Linked DNA regions of Homo sapiens: region 2 is linked to region 1. The links are chromatin contacts, found by Hi-C in ENCODE. All regions are on one chromosome and are shown on one strand. The core of a region is the stretch at or near the end of the contact, and the rest is flanking DNA. Distances in the headings are between cores, read along the strand shown. Region 1 holds the start of RPL21 (ribosomal protein L21). Region 2 holds the start of CDK8 (cyclin dependent kinase 8).

What was found. A loop is a pair of places that touch in the nucleus more often than their neighbours do. Pooled maps may share reads with other maps.
Region 2: a map of CD8-positive, alpha-beta T cell shows a loop between it and region 1 (10-fold over the local background). The contact joins the promoter of CDK8 here to the promoter of RPL21 in region 1. A Hi-C loop is called at or near these places in 4 of 168 maps with a recorded cell type or tissue (CD4-positive, alpha-beta T cell, CD8-positive, alpha-beta T cell and naive thymus-derived CD4-positive, alpha-beta T cell) and 10 of 50 pooled maps.

What each region holds. Positions count from the first base shown.
Region 1 is chr13:27,250,175-27,252,874 of GRCh38, forward strand. RPL21 (ribosomal protein L21) reads left to right here and starts at 1,384. Exons shown (of 6, transcript NM_000982.4): 1 at 1,384-1,411. RefSeq lists enhancers at 688-1,887, 706-1,291, 1,099-1,638, 1,292-1,877.
Region 2 is chr13:26,252,718-26,255,417 of GRCh38, forward strand. It overlaps CDK8 (cyclin dependent kinase 8), which reads left to right and starts at 1,412. Exons shown (of 13, transcript NM_001260.3): 1 at 1,412-2,052. The coding sequence starts at 1,925. RefSeq lists a silencer at 1,417-2,016.

The DNA of each region.
Region 1 (2,700 bases), core at 134-2,633:
TTAGGACATCCTACAAAATACATGACCAGTACTCCTCAAAACTCTCAAGGTCACCAAAAGTAAGGAAAGTTTGAGAAACTGCCACAGCCACAAGAGGCATATAAGGAGACATCATAACTAAATGTAATGTGGTATTCTGGATGGAATCCTGGAACAGAAAAAGGGTATTAGGTAAAACCGAAGGAAATCTGAATAAAATGTGAACCTTAGTTAATAACAGTGTAAAATATTGGTTCATTAATTGCAACAAATGTACCATATTAGCATGAGATGTTAATAATAGGGGAAACTGGATGCTGGGTATATGGCATTATCTCAATTTAAATAAACTACATTAAGAAAATAATATCTATTTTTAAAGGTGTAGTGAATAAAACAATGGCCACCCATATATTTAACACCCGGTTTAATAATGGTCAATACAGTTAAAGCCTCCCTTTATTGTCCCCTCCTTACCAGATATGACTGCTTTTCTCAACTTGATTTTCATTCTCTTGTATTTCTTGACTTCTTTAACTACATATGTATGCATAACTAAGCAATATATAGCATTGTTTTACAAGTTTTAGAGTTGAATGTATATGAATTGTCATACTATTTATTTTTCTACATCTTTCTCTTTTTGCCTCATCACATTTCTGAGTTCAGTCTTCTTTTATTGGCGTATAATACTACATCCTAACATCCCATAAGGTATTTATTCTGTTATTGATGGACGTTTCTAATTTTTTGCTTCTACCCACAGCGCTGTTACGTACATCCTTGTTCACTTACCAAAGTTTCTACAAGACATATAGGTAGGAGCAGAGTGCTGGGGTTTAGTAATTGAAAACTTTTACTAGATTTTGCCACATTGCTTTCCCAAAGAGGTTTTAACATTTGCGCACCTACTAGCAGGTGCGTATGTTTAGACGTGTGGAGGAGAAACTATTTAAAGACATACAAACTAGATAATATACTTGCTTCATTCTCGTTTGACCTTCGTACCCAAGCAATTATTTCTGCAAACAAACAAATAAACAACTACTAATAGCACTTCCCGCACCGCCAGCCGCAGTTTTCCCTGCGGAGACGCGGATACAAGGCAGCTTCCGGCGAAGGCGGTGACGCAAAGGATGGCGTAAGCACGCTCGGGACGACGGCGTCCTCTTGATCGCCCTTGAAGGCCCCTTTCCGGGCTGTCTGACACGATGCAAGTGTCAGCTTGTGTTGGCCGGTTGCCTTTCTTTCGCAAGAGGGGAAAATATCCTCACAGACTTTCTGTGTTCTCAGAGACGATCTTCTTCCCTAGAAAGAAGTCGCTTACGGTTGGCGTTTCCCTCAGGCAGCGCCGTGGGCAGCCCACAGGCCCTTGTAAGGCGCGCGCCGCGGCCCCGCCTCTTTCCTTTCGGCCGGAACCGCCATCTTCCAGGTAGGGCCTACGCGTGGCTCCCGGGCGCTAGGTGTTCGACAGACTTGAACCGCGACCTTGTGGCCTCAGAGGTCGTTCATTGGGACCGTGGGGAGACTCTCTAACCTGTTTGAGGTCCATTGGCATGGGCGGGTTAAACCATGTTCTGCCAGACGGGGAGCAGCGTGCGCCGGGTCGGGTCTGGGCCGTGGGCTGAGAACCGGACTGCGATGTTGCGGCCCTGCGGGGGGACATTTGCGAGAAAGACGAGACTGAGTCGCTTGGGGTGAGGCGACTCGAGTTAATCTTTAAAAGACTTCGTTTTATGTTCCCGTGGCTGCATCTCCGGTACTGTGGGTGGCCCCTCTCACATAGGCTGTGTGGGGGCCGCGTGGCCTGATGCCTTTCTAACTCCTTTCAGTGTGGCTTTTTTATTCCAAATCTTGCGATGATGTTGGGTGAGGACTTAAGGGGTAGTAGGAATGGGTTTAAAGTCAGGCGTCGGCTTTAATCTTCTGTGAAGCCTACAGGTGTGAAAACCCGGGCTCTCGGTCGGAGAGTGGGTCCCGGAGTCGTCCTGGGTGATGAACCCTCACTGCCCTTAGTTAATGCATAAGACGATTTCCGACTGTTTTTAAAATTTTGACCCCACATGGTGATCGGACGAAGGGAAAGTGTTTTGAGGTTGCAACACCAATATTTGCACCAAGAGGAGATACTGTTTTGCGAATTCTAGGGCAGCATGCTTTGAGTGAAGGGAAACATTTAGCCATAGTTCATCATTTTGTCTAGTTTGTGGACGTCAACAGAGTCGAGCAAACTGCAGGTTGCTCTTTATGGTGGATCCTAGTTGCCATGATTTTAATACTCTTACAAACTGTAAAGCATCGTTTTGAAAAGTGCCTTCAGTTTTAAGTGTATGGGGTCCATGCTTAAAATGGATTCCAAACTCAGAAAGATGGATCTAGTGGAGGATTATGGGCTCTGGAATCAGGAATGAGTTAACTGATTATGCCACTTGGTGATTCCACAAAGTGACTTGAATCTACACAGTATCACCCTTTGTGTACTAACTTAGCACAAGTTTTTGGAACTTTATACACATCTAAAGGCTTTGGGGATTGGAACAGAGTACCTGGCATTTAAAGGGTTCATCCATTGTAACAATGGTTTGACTTTGGTGAGTTAGGTGAAACATGTCTTCTTGCTATACAATTTTTATAAAAATGGTACTTTGGGAGCCATTCTTAAAGGATTGTTGGTAAACTTAGAAACCAAATTGTGTTAGAATATTGTCAACACGTCAAGCC
Region 2 (2,700 bases), core at 162-2,661, 1.0 Mb before region 1:
CACATTAGTAAATGACAATGCAGGATTCAAACCCAGTATAGTAAAATACTCAATACTTATATAGTATGCTAGGTAAAAACAATTTAATTTTACACAGTGGTGAAGTCACTAATTTTCTCCAAGGAAAATTATATAAGAGAAAGCCCTTTGGAGGCTTTTTCACAAGATGATATCATCATCATCATCATTGGTATATGGATCTTTTTGAGATAAACATGTTTATTCATTCATTAATTTAACAAGTGTTTACTGTGCATCATTATCAAGGCATGACACTAGGTTTTACAGAAGATGCAAATATGACTTCCTATAACAACTTAGGATCTAGCAAGGTAGAGGAAATAAAAGATGAAAGGAATTTGATAAATATCACAGGAAAGGTGGGAAAAAAAGTGTTAAAAAGTTCACATTAAAACTGCAAAGTTCATATTCCCTTTGGGAAGTGGGGAGCTTTAGTGGAAATGGTAACAATTGGAAAACCAAAAATTAAAAATAGACAAGGGGGGTAAGATAAAATGATAGATTAGTATCAAGATACCAGGACTCCTGAAGCAGGACATATTGCTACCTTAAGATTATTAACAAACTAGTTCCCATGGATTTAGATCCTTTCTGTAATCATAGCTAGAAACTGGTGTTCTTATAGGTAGTATCGCAGAAGGCTGTACTGTACTCAATACTTCCTGTATATGGATAGGAAAGGTTTGGATGGTCATCTGTCACAAGAGTAACAATGTTTAGGAGTAGCTTGGACACTGGTCATTGATTCACTTTTATTGGTGCTTGTAATGTCAGTATGTTGACATCATTGTGCAGCCCTTATCAGATTGTGAACACCAAGAGTACCCCAACTGCTGGCCCGCGAGCTGTTTACAAATATCATACCGGCTTTTATCGATGATAGTGGCCTTTAAAATCTGGAGTTCAGAGTGGCACAAAATGTGTTTCTAATGCAAACGACTCTCCTTCCCACGTGCACCTCTTTGATCAAGTTTGTGGCTGAAATCAGACTCTAGTTAGATCGCTGTAAAAATAAAAATAAATTTTCCCCAAATGATTGAAACGAATTTCACCCTAGACTACGAGTCCCATCATGCAACGCTCCCATATTCCCACCGTGTGGGGCGGAGTCGTAGAAGGGGCGGCAGCGGCGGCGGCCTGTGCATTCTGGGTATTGTAGTCTGGGGCCCGGCCACCGCTGGGGCTGGTTCCACGTGGTGCATTTGGCGGCAGCTTTGGGCAGTGGCTCCCCTGCTCCCTCCACACGGTCCTCAGGGTGCCAGCGCCAGCAGGGGCGGCCAGCCACCGCGGGAGCGGGCTAGAGTGTGGCCCGGAGGCAGCCCGAGGCTTCGCGACGTTTTTGCGACAGCCGCGGCCGTGTTCCGCGAGTGCCCTCCCTCCTCCTCTCTTTGAGGAGGTACCGGCTGTTGTGCGGCTCTGCCCTTCTGTTTGAGTGTATGGGAGAGTGAGTGAGTGAGTGAGTGTGAGCGTGTGTGTGAGAGCGTGAGGCGTGAGTGCGCGTGTGAGAGGACGAGAGCCCGCCTGGCCGCCCCGCCGCTCCCGCCGCAGCAGGAGCAGAACGCGCGGCCGGAGAGAGCGGCGGAGCCGGCGCCCAGGGAGCCCGCGGGGACAAGGGCAGAGACACCGCTCCCCACCCCCAGCCCTCGTCCCTCGGCTCTCCTTCGCCGGGGGATCCTCCCCGTTCCTCCACCCCCGGCCGGCCTCTGCCCCGCCGTCCCCCTGGATGTCCCTGGCGCTTTCGCGGGGCCTCCTCCTGCTCTTGCCGCATCAGTCGGGCTGGTGCTGCGGCCGGCGGGCGTAGAGCGGGCGGGTTCCCGGGGGCTGCGGCTGCCCGTGCTTCCCCGGTCCCCACCCCTGCCCCCCGGCCCCCCGACCCAGCTCTCCGGCCTCAGAGGCTGTGACAATGGACTATGACTTTAAAGTGAAGCTGAGCAGCGAGCGGGAGCGGGTCGAGGACCTGTTTGAATACGAGGGCTGCAAAGTTGGCCGAGGCACTTATGGTCACGTCTACAAAGCCAAGAGGAAAGATGGGTGAGTGTGTGTGTCTGGGCCGGTGTCCGCGCTGGGCGGCGCTCCCGCAGGCCGAGGCAGGTAGCCCGGAGGGAGAGCGGGCCGCCGGGGTGCCGGGCTCTGACTTCCTCGACGCCGGCCTCTGGCTCCGCCAGCCAGGTTTGGGGAGGAAGTGGTGTACGAGGGATCCAAACCCACGAGAAATCCTGCGTGCCGCGTCTGTGTTCTGCTCTGGTGGTAAGAGGCAAGATGAGCCTCTGCACCGTGGGCTGTATACTTTTCAAGGATTTCAAAGCTGATTCATGAAAAAATTCGTTCTAAAACGCCGGGTTAAATGTTTTTTGTTTTTTTTTTTCCTTGGTCGATTTATTATGGTAACCTTCTGGGGATTTCCTCACCCGCCTCTGGAGTGTCATCCATCGGTCTAGAAGGAAGGCTGTGATCCTTTCCCCCACCAGTTTGTGATCGATTTTTTATCAAATTTGTATTTTATTTGAGGAAAGGAAGGCAGCGAGTGAATGTGGTTCTGGAGAGAGTTCCCCATAGTGATCATCTGCAACATAAATGTTGCAATTGCTATTTAGATATTATTAGCTGTGAATTTTTACATAGAACAATGGGGGTTTGGTGCAGGGTGGGTGGTGGGGAAGAAGGCAAGTGACATAGGGA